4 separate regions of the Homo sapiens genome follow, and regions 2, 3 and 4 are each linked to region 1. A link is a contact called in ENCODE Hi-C or POLR2A ChIA-PET data. All regions are on one chromosome and are shown on one strand. The core of a region is the stretch at or near the end of the contact, and the rest is flanking DNA. Distances in the headings are between cores, read along the strand shown.

Region 1 (4,956 bases), core at 649-3,148:
TCTTATTAGGATTTATCCTAACAAAAGGACTTCCAGAGTTCCCATGAGGTAAAAGACGAAAACCCTTATTCTCAAATCTCCACCACCTAATATTTCAGTAACGCCTCAATTGCGCAGATCAGTTTTTCTCAACGTAGTTAAGTACATCCTGCATCAGATCTGGGTTTGTTTAAAACGCAGGCTCCACCCCATATCTTCTCCATTAAAACAGGCACCGCCTTAGGAATTATTTCAGCTATCCTCCCCTGGTGACTTATTTTTTCATGGTTTGAATCCACTGAAGAGTATTCAACTGAATTGGAACAAAAAATTGCCTAGAGAAAACCAAGATTTTTGATACAATTCAAGACCGCCATACCACTATCTCTAAGGATCCACTACTTAAATCAACATCAAATAAACAATGGTCCTTTAGTTAGAGCCTGCAAACAGCCGTGCGTCATAAAAACCTTTAGATATCCCCACCTCTCTAAAAAAAATCCTTCATTCTACTTCCACTCCAAGGCCCCTTTCATCCTTAAGGCAAACTTACCCAGCCTCTTTGTTTAACTAGCCAGTCCCGTTTTGTCCTTACGAGAACGTCTGTGATACTTTCTGCTAATGGTTCGATGCAGCTTTCTTGGTTTATGGTCTTCAAGTGTTTAGCCACAAAGGCACCAAAAGAAATGAGAGTCACAATCCTGCCCCAGTTTGTTACGCCGTCGCTGAAAACATGGATCATCACTCGAGACAACGATTTCACATCGTCTTCGTTTTTGATGTCCAGTTTCCGAAGCATGCCTGAGAAAGAAAAGCATGCAGGTCCTCACGGCCTCCTTTGTCTAAACCGGCGCAAGATTCGCCTGCCCACCCGCGGCGGGAAAATCGCTACTGGGATTTACAGAACTCAGGTTGACCCCACTTGAAATTGACATCCCACCCTTTCCGGTCTTTGAACAAGAGCTGCCATTTCCAAAAGAATCAAGATGGGCGGAAACAATGACTCATGGCCAGAATATTCTGGCTTCAGGAATAGGATGAGACACGTTTCAACACTGACTCGTTTCGGTTTCCAACCCACCCTTGGCGGGTGAGTCCGGGGAGAGATGGAAAAAAGGGAGTGAGGCCTTGGCGATTAATGAACCCCCTTACCTTGGAAGGCCGTCTCGTGGTTGCGCTGCACGCCATCCCCAACCCGTCGTAAGGTCTCCAGCGCCTTCCTGCTGGTGGCCCCAGACCTGCCCATTGGCTTTGTGTCCTTGGCGCCGGTGGCCTGCTCCCGAAGGTACCGAGAGATAATCTCCAGCGACTGCCGGTACAACTCGTCCTCCTCCTCCTCTGCTGGCGGCGGCGTCGAGGGTAGTGACCCGTCCGTACTGGTGTTATTACCAGATTCCCCGACCAACTCCAGCAGCGGCAGGACAGCCGGCCGCTTCCCGAGAGGCTCCGGCTCGTACCCGTCCAGCTCCTCTTCGGGCGACATGATGGCGTCAGCGGCCGGGGCTTCCATCTCCTCAAGCGGCGCCGCGCGGCGGGTGGGCGCGAAGAAAAGCAGCCTCGCGGGGGTCGCGGTGACGTCGGGGACCTCGGCGCCAATGGGCGGCGGCCGCGCGACCCTCCGGGAGTCTGGCGTGAGGGTGGACGGGGGGCTTGCGCCGGCGCTTCCGCCAATCACCGCGCCGGCCTCCCCTCCCCCTATCTCTCGCCGGGCCGAGGCCTCCTTCTCCGTAGCCAAAAGTCGCCCTCCCGGGCGGGTGGCGCCGCCGCTGCCGGCCCCCAAGCCGGCCCCCCCACAGTAGAGGTTGAGTCCGATTACCGCGTTTCTTTTGAGGCCAAACATTGCCAGTCGCCGCCGCCGCCTGGCTGAGAAAACTGGGGAAGACCCCGACTCCTTACTGGAAGGAAGCGGAAGTGAGAAGTGGCGAGCAGCTCCTTTATCACGGTTTTAGGGCGGCCAGTCCTACGGGGTGGCGCCAGCGAACTCTTTTTTTTTAAAAAAAGTATTCCCATAAAAGGGGAAAGGGGCGGCAGCTTCCGGAGGGTTGCGCACGGCACCTACCAGCTGCCCGGCCGGGCCGGGGCGGGGCCGGGGCCGGGGCCGGGGCCGGGGCCTGAGCCGGGGCCTGAGCGGGGCCTTCCGGTCTTCGGAGGCTCTGAGTGCCGGTTACGTAACGGCGGCTCCGAGCGCCTGGGGTCCTCCCAGAGCTCCTGGGCTCGAGCTCTTTCCATGAGCACCTCGGGCCTTCTCGTGGCTACCTCTGTGCTTCCCTGAGACCTGATTTGTGAGCCCTTTTTGCTGGTTTTCGCCAGAGGTTTTTTACCAAATCAAAATTTCAACCATTGACTAACACAGGGGTTGAAGGAAGAGGACGGGGAAGTTCAGTGATGGATGGGAACAACAGTCTTAGATGATAGGGATAATTAAGAGGGCATAGTTGGGGACTTGTGGTTATTTTGCACAGCTCTCTACTCTCAGTCCAATGTTTGGAAATGAGGATGCTCCACGTGCTACCCTAAAGAACCATTTATGTAAGTGGACTAAGCTAAAACTGCCACAGCTAAACTATTCCTGCCTCCCTGCTTGCTTCTCCCATCTCTGTTCCATAGTCTTTGGTGCTATTTACATATAGGCCTTAATCCATTAGAATCTCGTCTGAGAGTCTTGACACCATTTTTTGTTTGTTTTGAGACAGTCTAGCTCTGTTGCCCAGGCTGGAGTGCAGTGGGGCGATCTCGGCTCACTACAAGCTCCACTTCCCACGTTCAGACGATTCGGTACCTCAGCCTCCCGAGTAGCTGGGATTACAGGCGTGCGCCACCACATCTGGCTAGTTTTTGTATTTTTGGTAGAGATGGGGTTTTCACGATGTTGGCCAGGCTGGTCTCGAACTCATGGCCTCAAGTGACCTGCCTGTCTCGGCCTCCCAAAGTGCTGAGATTACAGCTGTGAGCCACCTCGCCCAGCTGATTATTGTATTTTTAGTAGAGATGTGTTTCATGCGCGTCTGTGTGAAGACACCACCAAACAGGCTTTGTGTGAGCAACATGGCTGTTTATTTCACCTGGGTGCAGGCGGGCTGAGTCCGAAAAGAGAGTCAGCAAAGGGTGATGGATTATCATTAGTTCTTACAGGTTTTGGGATAGGTGGTGAAGTTGAGAGCAATGTTTTGTGGGCAGGGGTGGATCTCACAAAGTACATTCTCAAGGGTGGGGAGAATTACAAAGAACCTTCTTAAGGGTGGGGGAGATTACAAAGTACATTGATCAGTTCGGGTGGGGCAGAAACAAATCACAATGGTGGAATGTCATCAGTTAAGGCTATTTTTACTTCTTTTGTGGATCTTCAGTTACTTCAGGCCATCTGGATGTATACGTGCAAGTCACAGGGGATGCGATGGCTTGGCTTGGGCTCAGAGGCCTGACAATGTGGTTTCACCATGTTGGCCAGGCTGGTCTCAAACTCCTGGCCTCAGGTGATCCACCTGCCTCAGCCTCTTAAAGTGCTGGGATTACAGGTGTGAGTCACTGCACCCAGCTGACACCATTTATTTTTGTACTGATAATAAGGCACATTTGACTCTAGAGGTTTGTAAAGCCCTTGAGAACAAGGATCTTCTTATATGCCATGTATGTTAGTTAACGTTAATTAAAGCAGCCTTTTTGTTAAAAGATCTGTAAAAATAATAGCTAAAATTCAAAAGCAAGGTGCTGAGAGACATAGGAAAGGTGAGCAAGCTCACTTTTTATTTATTTTTTTGAGATGAGGTCTTGCCCTGTCACCCAGGCTGGAGTGCAGTGGCACCATCAGTGCTCATTGCTGCCTCAACCTCCTGGGCTGAAGTGATCCTCCCACCACAGCCTCGCGAGTAGCGAGGAACACAGGTGCATGCCCCTATACTTGGCTAATTTTTTTATTTCTTGTAGAGATGGGGTATCACTATTTTGCCCAGGCCGGTCTTGAACTCCTGGACTCAGGTGATCCTCCTACCTTGGCCTCCCAAAGTGTTGGGATTACAGACCGGGCTCTGTGCCTCATGCCAATAATCCCAGCACTTTGGGAGGCTGAGGTGGGTGGATCGCTTGAGCCCAGGAGTTTGAGACCAGCCTGGGAAACATGGCGAAACCCTGTCTCTACTAAAAACACAAAAATTAGATGGGTGTGGTGGTGCGCATCTGTAATACCAGCTACTCTGGAGGCTGAGACAGGAGAACTGCTTGAACCCAAGAGACGGAGGTTGCGGTGAGCCAAGATAGTGCCACTGCACTCCAGCCTGGGCAACAGAGCAAGACTTGGTCTCAAAAAAAATAATAATAATAATGAGGCCTGGCGCAGTGGCTCACACCTGCAATCCCAGCACTTTGGGAGGCCAAGGCGGGCGAATCATCTGAGGTCAGGAGTTTGAGACCAGCCCAACCAACATGGAGAAACTCCATCTCTACTAAAAATACAAAATTAGCCGGGCCGTGGTGGCACGTGCCTGTAATCCCAGCTACTTGGAAGGCTGAGGCGGGAGAATCGCTTGAACCTGGGAGGCGGAGGTTGCGGTGAGCTGAGAGTGCGCCATTGCACTCCAGCCTGGACAACAAGAGCGAAACGCCATCTCAAAAATAAATAAATAAATAAAGTGTTGGAATTATAGGCGTGAGTCTCCCTCTTGGCCAAAAGTTCCTAATCCCCAAAATGTCACAGTTTAGTAAGGTGATACGGCGTCCATACCACCCATTTATGTTTTGGGCAGGACCTAGAACCATAGGGGTTTATAGTATGAGTGGCAAGGATAGAGCATTTTGTGGTTATAGTGAATAAGAAATAGTTTCTCTATTTAAGGAATGTCTAATCTTGTACAGCAACTAACCATAATGTGAGATGGAATGTATGCTCTACACAAGGCATTAACAACTTCATTTTGGAGTTAAGAGGTTGGGAAATTCACTTTGGGCTGAGAGAGCTAGAGGAAAGTGTTATGGAGGAGGTAG
Region 2 (4,599 bases), core at 1,772-4,271, 820 kb after region 1:
TTATTTTATATATAGATAAAATATATAGCTATATTACCCCACCGGTAACATAGCTTCTAAAAGCTCAGGGTCACATCCCTGAGGTGACCCTCTCCTGCCTTAAAGTGTCTGCCTGAGAAAACTCAAGGCTGCCAAAATAATTTACTTTGTTCCAGCCAATACCTGAGAATAGGCCAGGGGCAGTGGCTCACGCCTGTAATCCCAGCACTTTGGGTGGGCAGCTTTCTTTCTCTCTCTTTCGTTCTTCCTTTCCTTCCTTTCCTTTCCCTCCCTCCCTCTCTCTCTTCTCTTCCTTCCTTCCTTTCCTTTTCCTTCCTTTCCTTTCCCTTCCTTTCTTTCTTCCTTTCTTTTTCTTTCTGTCTGTCTCTCTTTCCTTTCTTTCTTTCCTTCCTTCCTTTCCTTTCCTTCTTTCCTTTCTTTTCTTTCCTTTTTTTGAGACAGCGTTTCGTTAGTTCTGTCACTCAGGCTGGAGTGCAGTGGTGCAATCTTGGCTCACTGCAACCTCTGTCTCCTGGGTTCAAACAAATCTCCTGCCTCAACCTCCCAAGTACCTGGGATTACAGGCGTGTGCCACCACACCCGGCTAATTTTTGTATTTTTTGTAGAGATGGGGTTTCATCACGTTGGCCATGCTGGTCTTGAATTCCTGACCTCAGGTGATCCGCCCATCTAAGTCTCCCAAAGTCCTGGGATTACAGGCATGAGCCACCGCGCCCGGCCTGAGGTGGGCAGATTTCTTGAGCTCAGGAGTTTGAAACTAGCCTGGGCAACATGGTGAGATCTCTCCTGGTCTCTACAAAAAAATACAAAAATTAGGCCGGTCGTGGTGTCTCACGCCTGTAATTCCATCACTTTGGGAGGCTGGGGTGAGAGGATTACCTGAGGTCAGGAGTTTGAGACCAACCTGGCCAGTGTGATGAAACCCCATCTCTACTAAAAATACAACAACAACAACAAAAAAAAAATTAGCTGGGCATGGTTGTGCACCCCTGTAATCCCAGCTACTGAGGAGGCTGAGGCTGGAGAATCGCTTGAACCAGGGAGGCGGAGGCTGCTTTGAGTTGAGATCGTGCCACTGCACTCCAGCCTGTGCAACAGAGCAAGACTCCCTCTCAAAATAAGAAAAAAAGAAAAAAAACAAAAACAAAAATTAGCCGGGTGTGGCATCTGTAGTCCCCAGCTACTCGAGAGGTTGCAGCTGGAGGATCGCTGGAGCCGGGGAGGCAAGGGTCGCAGTGAGCCGAGATCATGCCACTGCACTCCAGCCTGGGTGACAGAGCCAGACCTTGTCTCAAAAAACAAACAAACAAAAGACACCTAAGGACAGTGTTGAGGATGGTATCCTCACCAGTCTCTGTGGGAGGATGGAATCCTAACTTCCATAAATGCCAGCTAGCAGACATCATTGACCTAAGCACATTTACATTGACTAATTCTGTAAATGTTCACTTCCCTGACTCTACTGACCCTCTGTCTCACTGTCCCCTAACCTCATTTTCCCTATAAAATACCCATTACTTGCATACAAATTGCAGTTGAGTTCAGTTCATGCTGAACTGTTTTTCCTTATTGTAGTAGTTATTACTGATTGAAATCTGTCCTTTCCACTTTAGTGTCCGGCTTTGTTTATCTTTGACAAAATTCACCAGTTTGATTCAAGACAGTTTCCAGCCCCTGCTATGGAGTTACACTGAGAAGGAAACCCCTGGAATTTAGTTTCACCCCTACACTTCCAATGGAATTTTTCTGTTTCTTTAGAGGTGGGCAAGGGCCCTTGACAATAAGGAAACTTTCAGACTTGTCTAAGGTCCCACAGAGAGTGCTTGATCCACCTGAGCTATCACACCCCACAGGGTATACACAAGTGTATTCTTTTTTTTTTTTTTTTTTTTTTTTTTTTTGTGACAGGGTCTCGCTCTGTTGCCCAGGCTGGAGTGCAGTGGCGCCACCTTGGCTCACTGCAACCTCCCTCGGGTTCAGGCGATTCTCCCACCTCACCCTCCCAAGTAGCTGGAATTACAGGCCTGGCTAATTTTTTGTTTTGTTTTGTTTTGTAGAGGTGAGGTCTCACCATGTTGCCAAGGCTGGTCTTGAATTCCTGGGTTCAAGTGATCCTCCCGTCTTGGCCTCCCAAAGTTCTGGGATTACAGGCATGAGCCACCGCACCCGGCCCTGATTCCTTTTTTTATTCTAGCTTCAAGATTCAGTTCTACCGTTATCGGCTGTGTGACTGGGTAAATCACTACACCGCAAGCCTCGGTTTCCTATTTACCAAATGGGTCGAATAATGCCTGCCACATGGGGCTGCTCTGAGGAGTACAGATGTAAGAGATCCTGTGTTCACTGATATTTTCATGTGGGCTTTTTGATAATGATACAAAAGGAACATGAGAACTGTGACTTCTAGGCCGGGCGAGGCGGCTTACTCCTGTAATCCCAGCACTTTGGGAGTCCGAGGCAGGCGGATCACCTGAGATCCGGAGTTCGAGACCAGCCTGGCCAACATGGTGAAACCCCATCTCTAGCAAAAATACAAAAAATTAGCCAGGCGTGGTGGCAGGCGCCTGTAATCCCAGCTACTCGGGAGGCTAAGGCACGAGAATCGCTTGAATCTGGGAGGCGGAGGTTGCAGTGAGCCGAGATCGCGCCACTGCATTCCAGCCTGGGGGCCAGAGCGAGACTCCGTCTCAAAAAAATAAAAAATAAAATAAAAAATTGTGACGTCTCACTCAGGATCAGCGTCTTTAAGTGGCCACCTCCCCACCCCACCTTCATGCCTCCCTCCTCCTTGAATCGTGTGTTAGAACGCTGTGATCTGGTCCAAACTCCACGGAGATGCGATGCGATGCGAAGCGATGTTGGGCAATTTCAACTCCCTGTCTCGGTCGCCACCTAGGATTACTGCATGTTCAGCTACGACCTCATCAACATGGCTGCTGGAAGTCGTCTACAGGAAAAAGAAAGAAATGACACTGAAGGATCACTTCCGCTTCCGTTGGCGCAAGCGCTTTCATTTTTTCTGCTACCGTGACTAAGATGGAAGCGTTTTTGGGGTCGCGGTCCGGACTTTGGGCGGGGGGTCCGGCCCCAGGACAGTTTTACCGCATTCCGTCCACTCCCGATTCCTTCATGGATCCGGCGTCTGCACTTTACAGAGGTCCAATCACGCGGACCCAGTAAGTTCTCGGCGCTTTCGTTTGCGTAGCGGGAGGGACCGTGGGGCCTGGTGCTGCCGGCTGGTTTTGAGAGCCCGGGAAGGTGAGGCGGGGACCCCGGGGGCGCGCGAACGGCAGGGGAGCTCAGGGCGCGGAGTCCTGGAGAATGCAGAATAATTGGAAGGAATTATAGAAAATCAGAAGCGCAGCTCAGTGCGCGGAAAGAGGGCGCAGTCCATCCCCCCTCTCAGCTCCCACCGTTCTCACTCTTTAGGAACCCCATGGTGACCGGGACCTCAGTCCTCGGCGTTAAGTTCGAGGGCGGAGTGGTGATTGCCGCAGACATGCTGGGATCCTACGGCTCCTTGGCTCGTTTCCGCAACATCTCTCGCATTATGCGAGTCAACAACAGTACCATGCTGGGTGCCTCTGGCGACTACGCTGATTTCCAGTATTTGAAGCAAGTTCTCGGCCAGATGGTGTAAGTCATCCAGAGAACAGGAGAGTGGTTCCCAAGTAGAGAGGGGAGTCCCCTGTTTTTTATTCCCTTCGATGGGATGGGGGGACTTGTTGCAGCGGGGGACTGGAAGAGTTGTTGGAGGTGGGCGATCTGTGTTTGCAATAAAGTTTTTGGCATTAGGTGTAAAATGGGGGAAGGTGTGGTAACTTCTTTTGGGGATGGGTGGAGACCCCGACTTAATTCTCTCCCTTTTCTCACAACCAATTCCTTTTAAGGATTGATGAGGAGCTTCTGGGAGATGGACACAGCTATAGTCCTAGAGCTATTCATTCATGGCTGACCAGGGCCATGTACAGCCGGCGCTCGAAGATGAACCCTTTGTGGAACACCATGGTCATCGGAGGCTATGCTGATGGAGAGAGGTTCATATGAATACAAATAACTTATTTCCTTTACCACCCAACCTAGTACCTGTGTAGTATCTCTTCTGTCTCTTCTCCCCAAGTGAATCCCACTTTAACTCAGACCCCATGGTCCCCTTCTTCAGCTAAGATGAATCTAAGGTGAAATGAGTTTTGACCCATTGTGTCCTGTTAGCTTCCTCGGTTATGTGGACATGCTTGGTGTAGCCTATGAAGCCCCTTCGCTGGCCACTGGTTATGGTGCATACTTGGCTCAGGTAAGTAGTAAGTCTAGAGGTGGGGGAAAGGGAAGACAAAAGGAAATGGATTAGTGGTTGTCTGCTTTTCTCCTGAAATTCTGATATGAGGGATGGGCTGGGATCGCTATTACTGGGCAGATGGTTTTCTTTGTAGTCTGGGGGCTGTAGGTGTTGACACTGATTCCAGTGACAAGATGACATGACTGGGAGTCAGTAGACATGCAAAGAGAGGACACCCTAGAACTTCTTCCTGAAGTGGCTCTTAGCTTATTTTCTAAGCAGAGTTCATTCTGGTGAGGCAAGAAGTAGAATGTCATCTTTCA
Region 3 (4,983 bases), core at 1,193-3,692, 570 kb before region 1:
ACCAATCAACTCACACAGATCAAAACAATTATTGATCATCAACAGATTCTGGGAAAGGTGTATGTGGTTTTTAAAAATTAGATTTTCGTCTCCAAATTAAGTCGTTTTTTAAATAGGGGTCTCAAAAGAAAGATTAAACAAATAAAGCTTTGGGAAATTTTCCAAGTTGTTGGCAACATAAGGCCACTAAAGGCCACCTAATGATTAGCATTCATTACCAGTCACCGGGCCTTATACAAGTCAGTAGATAGCCAGCTCTTGCTTTGGCAAAGTTTTACATTTTTTTCCGAGGGAGTCTTCAGTATTAAAAGCAAGGAATAAGTCAAATAAGGCAATGACAATAAAAAATTAGTTTGGCACTATCTTCCTTCCATCTTTCCTTCTATCTTGAAAGTGTAATGTCCAAAGCAGATATCTGTTCAATTCTAAATTATTCATGTTAACGGATAATTATTGGCAGAAAGGTGGTGATAATCAAAAATGAGGGTAAAATCGAAAAAATCTATTTTGGTTTTGGAATATATGTTTTCAGCATATTTACCTTCTTAATTATTCCTAGTATGAGCTAATATTTGCATTGATTTGCAATCTCTAAGTACATAGTAACTGGCCACTTTGTCAGGGAGGTGCTCTGAGGCAAGCTGGGTCAATAGTGGAAATTAGAACGGTCGGGGGTATTCAGCCTGCAGAGGAGCAACATCAAGTTCATTTATTTTACAGTTTTGTTCAGCCTTCAAAATATCAATAGACTAGCACAGCAGGTTGGTTACTGAACGTTAAAAGAACTACTTGAAAAACAATGAAGACAAAGCGTATAATTAATTCTTCATTGTTTGCGCATAATGTATTTGTAAGTTATACACAGCAAATATTTAACTACCTCTGATTCTCCCTAGCCACCCAGCTTCCGTCCCTGAAGTCTTCTCCCCATCAGGAATGCAATCTCATTTAGTAGGAAGAAAATTTTCTACATGTTTTCAGAAGTTACATAGCATAGAAACTTTTTTAAATATTTAGGGGTTAGCAACTCTTTGGAGCCAGTCTTACCGCCACCTCTTTCTCTACTCTGTCCTTTTCCACCTTTGAAATAGATTCTGAAAGACAAAGGGATCCAGCCTCCTCAAAAATCTCCTAAATATACAGTACTAGAGGCCAAAGACTGAAAAATTAGCAGCATGTGAATTTCTAAGCAAAGCGTTACGTAGTACGTATAAAAAGATAAGGAAAATAAAAGTCAACGTCCTGCTAATTCTAGGCTTTGCATTCGTGAAAAGCTGCCTGAAAAGTTTGTGGGGAACTTCTTCCATAAAATTCCACCAGTCAGTTTCTAATTTCAAATTTTTACATCTTTATTGTGCCCAGAGAAGCCACCTAGGTTAGACAAGAAAGACTACCACGAGCGGGGAGAAAGAGACTCTGAGCGCTGGTCCTTGTGAGCCGACAAGCTAAAAATACGCCGGCCCAGTAAACAAATCCCATTCCATCCCGACCGGAGCCACACCGTTAACCTAGTAATTATGAGAAGAGTGAGATCACGCAGCCCCCGGCTTACTCATCATCAGCTTCTAAAGTTTCCATCGGCTCATGGCAACTTTTCTTTTTTCTAAAGTTCTTAAGACTGCCCTAGAATCCGTCAACCTCCGTCTCTCTCCCTCTCTCACACACACACACAAACACACACACACACCTTTTTCTCGCCTTTCCTCCATTACTGTATGCACCTTAGTTTGGCTATCAATAGGAAGAATAAGCTTATTTGCTTTTCATTTTAGTATTATATTGAGATTTTAAATGAACTTTATCCTACTGTGGGGATAATACACTGCATCTTAATCACCTTAAAACTCCACCATCCCTCCCGAAAGTCTAGCTGACAAGGGGGGACCGTCCAAACTGGCCAGCACAGCTCAGGAAGGGAGGCCGGGAGCTGGAGAGCGCGGGGTAGGAACGCAGGACGCAGGTGAAAGGGAGGAGGAAAGATCGGGACGAAGCAAGGAGCAGTCAGGGCGAGAAAGGAGTGCCGAGGGGAGATGGCTTCGGGTGAAACAGATTCAGAAAGGAGAAAGGGGACAGTGGCGATCTGAGGAGCAGAGTTTGCGAGTCTGAGAAGCCGGGAGGGGCGGGAGCAGACGGGGGACGGTGTCAGGACGGGGGGCTCCGTTACCCTCGCGGGCTCCCGGGGCAAGGCCCTAGGCCGGGGCGGAGCGCGGGGCCCGGCCGCCTCTCTTCATTCCTCGGCAGTGACCCCGGGGTCCGGCCGGCCCCTCCCCCGACGGCGATGGAGGTGGAGGCGGTGGTGGAGACTGCGACCGCAGCTGTTGCTCCGCACGGGATCTGGAGCTGGAGCCAGAAAGGACTGATCGGGACTGGCCTCCCCCAGTGGCTTTTTGCCCACTCCGCACCCGGTCGCCACTCCGGCTCCGGCGGCTGGTTCAGGATCGGTGGCTTTCTGCTGTCCGGCCGGAAACAGGCGCCAGTTTCCGGCCGGAGCGGGTTGGTGGTGACACCCAGGCCGCCCCCGGGCCTCCTCCCGCTCCGCCCCGTCGCAGCCCCGCCTTTAGCGCCGCTCCCCAGGCTGCGGCCAGTTTGGCGCTTGCCCCGCGCGTGACCCCGTGTTTTCCCGACCCGAGTCCCTAAAGCTCCTGGTCTGGAGCATTCTTGAACAGGAGTTGGAGGAGTACAGGGTGGACTCTTAGGACTCTGGGGTAGAATCAGTTGGCTACAGCCGTTGGGAAGGAGCTGAAAGGGGTGGAGTAGTTGTAGAAAGGTGAGAGAGATGAAAATACTTCAGAATGAAAAGACTGACATTCTAGTAACTCTACACAATCATTCTGGAGTGACCGGAGGAAGATTAGCTTCTTCCACACCAGTCTCCACCCAATTATATATTTCTCTTGTTCCTTCACTCTTGAAGTGAACATATCCTTCTCTGTAAACACTTAATATTTATTTACTTGCATAACAGTGATACCCTGTTGATACATCTGCTTTAGACTGCTAACAGTAAAAAAAACTTACATAGTGCGTTTGTTATGTCTTCTAGTGCGTTTGTTATGTCTTTTAAAACATTATGGCATAATTCAAATATGTATTGTATCCCTGTGATGTGTATCACTGCTCTCAGTGATACAGGGGGATACAAAAATTAACAAGACATAATCCCAGACATCAAAGGTTTTACAATTTAGTAAAATACATAAAACTATATTATATGTAGCAGAACTTGTATGTGTCCTACCTGAGTGACAATGAGCTATGGCTATGAGAACATAATAAGCCATCCTTGTCACATAGTAGACCTTCCATATTTGTTGAATGAATGAATAAGTATTAGGCCTGTGTGGACTGTTTCAAGAAAGAAAGGCCATTTAGTAAATACCTCTTTATGACAAACACAAAACGATGCCAACCCCGGCTATACTCTAACAAAAGACATTTGAAATTTTAATTCAGATTCCTAACATTATAGCACCTGGTCTGCATATTCAAAATAATGTATTGCCTAATTGTGCCCATTATGCCTATGTAAAAACAAATACTCTAGTCAACTTTTCTTTCCCCTCACTTCTTCCTCAGTTTCTAAAGGGGAGGCGTGGGGCATAGGCATTTTAGAATTGTCTAGCTCAGAATAGGAAACTGACACCTGAAACAGGGAAACTTCCTAGACAGCTATATCTCTTAGGGATACACCTGGGTTTACAATCGAAAATTTAGGGCTGGGCCCAAGGCTGTCCACACATGCTAAGGCCAAACAAGTCAGAGTGCCTTGCATGGGGGCATATCCAAGACATACAATAGAGGTTGACAAGTAAAGTCATTTGGCGTGGGCTTCAAGCGTATAAGGGACCACAAATTTTAGCTACCGTTTAGTGGTAAATTTAAGGAGGAGAGCAGGATGAGATTTGGTCACCTAAATTGACTCTAACTGAACTCTAACTGAACTGAACTGGAAGGGTACGGGGGTGGACGCTTGGGACTCTGGGGTAGAATCAGTTGGCTACAGCCGTTGGAAAGGAGCTGAAAAGGGTGTCGTTCTAGAAAGGTGAGAGGGATGAAAATACTTTAGAATGAAAAGACTGAAATTCTAGTAACTCTACACAAACATTCTGGAATGATTGTGACAACAATCACTGACCACACCTACCCTTTGCTAGTTAAATCTGAGATGGGAGCACAGATCTGTAGAAGAGGAGCCTCAAAATCTGAAAGTTGCCTTGTTTCACCACAGCTGTCCAGAACCAGGTTATACCCATATAAATATGTCTTTCTAATCTTAACGCCACTGCCACAGACTTAATAGAACCAGGCGTGGAGCTCAAAGGCACTCTACCCTCAATATAAGACTTTTTCTTTTGGCAGTGACCATAGAAGGTCTCCAGATTTGAAAGCTGGGCCAAGTTGCTGGTCAAAGTCATTTAAGTGACCACACTTTATAGGCTTGCCTGGAAATTTAGGGGCCAGGAAGTGATGGGGTCACAGTTGCTTTGTGCCTATTTCTTGCTCTGACCATCCATCATTCATTGTTGTTTGTGCAGTTGCTCAATGGGCTGCTTGTCTTTGGTCAGCCCAGGCTGTGTGGGTAGCAGTGTGGTCAGCTGGGCTGGGAGCCAGGCCACCTGGGTTCTGGTCCCAGCTCAACCAGTCCCTAATCCATTAAGTGACTCCCTTCCCATTCCTGTGTCTCAGTTTCTCTGCGTAGAAACTAGAGGCTTCTTCTCTAGTGATATGCAGCCATTTAGGCTGGCACTAGGTTGGATGCTCAGAGGCAGCTGTTTAATGTAGACATTGGCAGCAGCCAGAACACAGTTGACTATTTCTTGCTGCTAGGTAGAATAGTAAGGGAAAAAAGGTAAAAGCACCAGACAAAATCCTACCGGTGTACACAGGGCCACACACCCTCAACTGCTATTCTGTCCAAAGTTCTTTTCCACCCTAGAGATCTGTTTTTGTTTACTCGTCTTAGCAATTCTAAGGGCTGCTTCA
Region 4 (4,396 bases), core at 483-2,982, 700 kb after region 1:
GCATTGTGGAGAGCGCCTGCAGTCCCAGCTACTCGGGAGGCTGAGGCAGGAGAATGGCGTGAACCCGGGAGGCGGAGCTTGCAGTGAGCCGAGATCGCGCCACTGCACTCCAGCCTGGGCGACACAGCGAGACTCCGTCTCAAAAAAAAAAAAAAAAGAAAAAAACAAAAATTAGCCGGGCGGGTAGTGTCGCACACCTGTAATCCCAGCTGGTCGGAAGGCTGAGGCAGGAGAATTGCTTGAGCCTGGGAGACGGAGGTTGCCGTGAGCCGAGATCCCGCCACTGCACTCCAGTCTGGACGACAGAATGAGGCCCCGTTTCAAAAAATAAAAAATAAAAAACTTCGCCAAGGTAGGGAGTAGTGGCTCACGTCTGTAGGATTGCTTGAGACCAGCCTGGGCAACATGGCAAAACCCTGTCTCTTCAAAAAATAAAAAAGTTAGCAGGGCGATTTGGCGCTCACTTGTAGTCCCAGCTACTCAGGAGGCTGAGGCGGGAGGATCACTGGAGCCTGGGAGGTTGAGGCTGCAGTCAGCCGTGATCGCGCCACTGTGCTCCCGCCTGGGCAGCAGAGTGAGGCTCTGCCTCAAAAAAATTAATTAAAAAATAAAAACACGCCGTTAACGAGCGGCTGCGTGCGCGAGGTGGCACACTGGGCTTGCATACGAATTCTGCCAGTGAGTGCTATTAGAGCATCAAGGAGATTCATTTTCCGAGCGACTCCTCCCTTTCCCCCGCCTCCAGGGGGCGTGGCAACAAAGCGCGGGAAAACTCGACCTTGACCCCACCCCCACTCCATGCTGGGGGCGGGGAAAAGGGGAGCCCTTAAATGGGAAATGGAGCTGGCGGTTCCCCCCCCAGCCCATACTTAGGACGCCTATCAGTTGCTCCTTTAATGCCTCTTTGGAAATGGCCCGGCCACGCCAGCACTCCTACGTCACCTCCCCCGCTTCCGGTCCGCGAGCCCTTCCCAACCTTTAGGTCCCGATTCCTTCCATGCTCCAAATCCCGTGCCCCGTCCACGCCCTCCCGCAGAGGGAGGAGCGACGGGTTACGCTGTCGCCCAGGAGCTGAACCGCGCGAGGACCCCATCCATCAGATTATATGGCGATTTAGACGGTGGGAAGACCGCAAGGAAATGGTCAGCGGATGACGTAATGTTTGGGGTGGCGTCCCATTCTGTAACTTCTGTACGGCATCAGTGACACGGGTTTAGCTTGAAACAGCGCAAAAGGACCTACACTTCTGTGCTCCACTCCGACTCAATGCGGTTCTGCTCTCAGTGCCCACCACACAGAAGCTGGGTTCCTTACATTCGCGAAAGTGAACTGCAGCTTCAAGCTTCGAGCGGCCAGTAGGGAGCGAGGGGCGGAGACGCACCTGGGTGCTCCCCCTTCCAGTAGGCAAGCTGGGAAGCAGGCTGGCTTCTTTCTAAGCGACAGTGGCGGAGGCCAATCGTTTACGAGACTCGTAGATGGGGCAGACGGACCCCGGCGCAGCCAATGGGGAGAGGTATCTTCAGAGGGCCTCGGCCCCTTGCCCAATGAGCATAAGAGGACTGTGCGGGGCTAGTTCCGAGCGGCAGTATTTAGGGCCAACCCAGTGCGGGGCTGGAAGGGGCACAGGGCTGAGCGACGGGGGCAAGGGCCAATGGCGAGTGCGAAAACGGGCAGCCCAGACCTGGAGCGCGGAGGGAGGAGAGGGAGTGGGGAGGCCGAACCGGAGAGAAGCAGGAAGTAGCGGCGGCCGCGGGGAGGGCGGCGGTGGCTGCAGCGGCTGGAGCGGGGTAGAGACCGCCGGGTCTCGGCCCGCACCAGGAGCGGAACAAGTAAGCGTGCCTGGGGTAAATACCCGCCCTTGGCTCCGCCCCCTTGGGGGGGGCGGGTAAATACCCCCGCCCCTCCCCCACTTGGTCAACTACCCCCTTCTCCGCGCCGCCCCCTGGGGCGGCTTCTAGGAAGGCCCAGACACCGCCTCCATCCATTGGGGCGGATGGGCGAAACTCCTGGCCTGTTGTAAGCACAGTCCGTAGCCGGGTAAACCCCCAGGAGGGTCGAGAACCCCAGGTCCTGGCGCCCCCGGCTCGAGAGGCACCCGAAGTGCGGCCCGGAGATTGAAGGCTGCGGGATGTCGCGACCTAAAATGGTGTCCGTTCCCGGGGATGGGGGCGGGGGACCTGGGCCAGGCCGGAGCAGAACCTGCACCCCGACTGGGTGCGGGTCAGCGTCCGGGCCCGGGCAAGACTCAGGCTTGCGCCCCCGGCCCCCTGCGCACCCCCCGATCAGTCTCCAGTCTCTAGCGAGCCTCCGGGAGTGCGCGGCGGGAGGAGGCTCCGCTGCGCCCGGAGGGGAGGGGACGAGGTCCGAGTTGGGACGGACCCCAGCTAGAGAGCTGAGAGTCGCGCAGAGACCGTCCCCTCTCTCCTCCCCTCTTTCCAGCTCCCCACCCTATCCTGTGTAGTCCTGGGTCCCCAGGTGCTGCGCAGCAGCTCCCAAAGGGCCTGGCCTGGCTGAGGCCCGGCCTTCGCTTCGCACGCCGGTGCGAGTGAGAGAAGGGCCGCGCGCCTCAGTTTCCCTTGTAGTTTCTCATGTGTACACCCCGCCCCCTCCTCGAAACCCAGGACTTGCTCCCCGCGCCAGCCCTCGGCAGATGGCAGGGACTTAATTCCGTCTGCTACCCAGCTTGGCCTCAACCTAATCGCCGCCAGCCCCTCGCCCTCCTCTGCGCTGCAGGCCTTGGGCCCGGGCAAAGGTCAGTGGAGCCCCCACTCGACCTGGGCCTGTTCAGCCTCTTCCTGTTCAGCCTCTTTGGCTTTTGGGGAACCACAGAGGGAAAGGGGGCGGGGGAGATAGGAGCCCTAGAGACAGGGCTCAGCAGTCGCAGGAAGGCCTGATCCTCCTTGGCTTGAGCTTGGCGGCTTGCTTGGTCGACTGTCTGCTCTGGGTGGGTGGCCATCGGATGACCTCTAAGTCACTGGGGCACCCAAGAGGGAGGTGGCTGGCGGGGTGTGGGGGCGGGTGAGTTCGCAGGTGTTTTCTCCTAGTCCCCGCTGGTCTTCGTTGTAGCAGTCCACTTTTCTGAGTACCTGAGTGGAAGGTAGCTCAGGCCTCTGGTCAGGAGGGAACCAGGCTTAGGAGCCAGGCCTATAGAGACAAGGGTTTTTGTTTAAACCCAGATTCTGCAGAATTGAATAGGGTGGGGGTGAGGGGAGGACTCCCCCTTTGGTTTTGCCCCCACCCCAACCTTGGTCCCAGCAATCCCAGCTGCCACTTGCTGGGACTGTCTCTAGTTACAGTCTGAAGACTGGAGAGAGGTGGGAGAGCTGGCTGGGAAATGGCCTGCAACCTGGGCAGGGAATGGATAGGGATAGACTCTTTAGTTGCTTCTTCGTAGATACAGAAACACTCATGGGGAGACACTGGTAGGGGACAGACCTGGGTCTCCCACAAACTCTGAGCTGGCCTGCTTGTTGGATTAGTGCCACATAATTCTTGTGGGATTTTTAATTTTATTTTTTGCACTTGGCCAGGTTGAGGCTAGGTGAAACTTCCTGGGCTACTGTTGCCACAGGAAAATGGAAAGGGTGAGGAGTTAAAGTTAGGGGATGGAATGGGGTGAGGAGCTTGGAGCAGAAATGATGGGTGAGGGTTGAGGGAGCCTGGCTTTTTCCCACTGTGGCAGCTGTGCTGGAGAAATGTGTATGTATCTTGGGAGTTTTAGCCTCGGGAAAGCAAGATGGGGAGGGGTGGAGAAGGAAGGGCTGGCTAGGGGAGGGCCAGGCACTCTGGGGAAGGTAGTGAGCGAGCAGCAGGTGTTTGTGACAGGAGAGGTCTAGGCTGGGGCCCTTGTGACCAGGCTGCCATCACCATTTTCCCCTCTGTCTCTTCTCTTTGTCTCTTTCTGTTCCTGTGTCTTATTCTTTCCATCTTGGTCTCTTGGGTAATTTCCTTGAGTCCTTTTCTCCCTGCTGACCAAGCTAGATCTCCAGGTGCCAGTGATGGCCCAGGTGCCCTAGACTTGATCCTGCATGACCCCTGACTCTTGCCTCCGACCCCAGCCCTAGAGTTCCAGTGCTTATTCCTTTCCAGTTCCTCCTTGACCTGACATGTCCTTGCTTGGTTCATCTGGAATAGTAAATCGTATTCTTGGTGGGATTCTTACATTAGCAATTTTGTATTATGCTCAGAATAACCCTATGATACATAGATCACTTGTGCTCTCTGCCTTGTCTTGTCTTTTTTTTTTTTTTTTTTTTTTTTTTTGAGACGGTATCACTCTGTCACCCAGGCTGGAGTGCAGTGGCATGATCATGGCCCATCACAGCCTCGACCTCCCGGGCTCAGGGGATCCTCCCATGTCAGCTGGGAGGCATAGCTGGGACTACAGGCACGTGCC

Evidence for each region. A loop is a pair of places that touch in the nucleus more often than their neighbours do. ChIA-PET counts read pairs that join two places held with the same protein, here RNA polymerase II (POLR2A). Pooled maps may share reads with other maps.
Region 2: a pooled map shows a loop between it and region 1 (11-fold over the local background). The contact joins the promoter of PSMB4 here to the promoter of MCL1 in region 1. A Hi-C loop is called at or near these places in 4 of 50 pooled maps. POLR2A ChIA-PET finds 5 or more read pairs at or near these places in 2 of 52 experiments (PC-3 and activated B cell).
Region 3: a loop to region 1 is called in a pooled map, with 4 times the contacts of the local background. The contact joins the promoter of OTUD7B here to the promoter of MCL1 in region 1. A Hi-C loop is called at or near these places in 1 of 37 single-sample maps with no recorded cell type and 1 of 50 pooled maps. POLR2A ChIA-PET finds 5 or more read pairs at or near these places in 3 of 52 experiments (Panc1, activated B cell and endothelial cell of umbilical vein).
Region 4: a map with no recorded cell type shows a loop between it and region 1 (21-fold over the local background). The contact joins the promoter of ZNF687 here to the promoter of MCL1 in region 1. A Hi-C loop is called at or near these places in 8 of 37 single-sample maps with no recorded cell type and 10 of 50 pooled maps. POLR2A ChIA-PET finds 5 or more read pairs at or near these places in 2 of 52 experiments (B cell and BJ).

What each region holds. Positions count from the first base shown.
Region 1 is chr1:150,577,712-150,582,667 of GRCh38, forward strand. MCL1 (MCL1 apoptosis regulator, BCL2 family member) reads right to left here and starts at 1,899. Exons shown (of 3, transcript NM_021960.5): 1 at 1,132-1,899; 2 at 533-780. The coding sequence starts at 1,819. LOC107985203 (a long non-coding RNA gene) reads left to right here and starts at 2,119. Exons shown (of 3, transcript NR_186818.1): 1 at 2,119-2,508. RefSeq lists enhancers at 157-1,356, 317-1,035, 1,036-1,753, 1,802-2,096 and silencers at 1,670-1,799, 1,870-2,209.
Region 2 is chr1:151,396,552-151,401,150 of GRCh38, forward strand. PSMB4 (proteasome 20S subunit beta 4) reads left to right here and starts at 3,022. Exons shown (of 7, transcript NM_002796.3): 1 at 3,022-3,176; 2 at 3,430-3,636; 3 at 3,891-4,037; 4 at 4,213-4,294. The coding sequence starts at 3,037. RefSeq lists enhancers at 2,379-3,101, 2,702-2,751, 3,102-3,823 and a silencer at 3,592-3,749.
Region 3 is chr1:150,008,284-150,013,266 of GRCh38, forward strand. OTUD7B (OTU deubiquitinase 7B) reads right to left here and starts at 2,443. Exons shown (of 12, transcript NM_020205.4): 1 at 2,165-2,443. LOC124904413 (a long non-coding RNA gene) reads left to right here and starts at 4,180. Exons shown (of 3, transcript XR_007066598.1): 1 at 4,180-4,242. RefSeq lists enhancers at 1,188-2,070, 1,435-1,484 and silencers at 2,005-2,294, 2,555-2,604.
Region 4 is chr1:151,280,567-151,284,962 of GRCh38, forward strand. It overlaps ZNF687 (zinc finger protein 687), which reads left to right and starts at 1,733. Exons shown (of 9, transcript NM_020832.3): 1 at 1,733-1,829. ZNF687-AS1 (ZNF687 antisense RNA 1) reads right to left here and starts at 1,363. Exons shown (of 2, transcript NR_135595.1): 1 at 977-1,363. RefSeq lists silencers at 613-953, 1,635-1,914, 2,195-2,354 and enhancers at 696-1,580, 1,075-1,274, 1,305-1,534, 1,581-2,466, 2,775-2,844.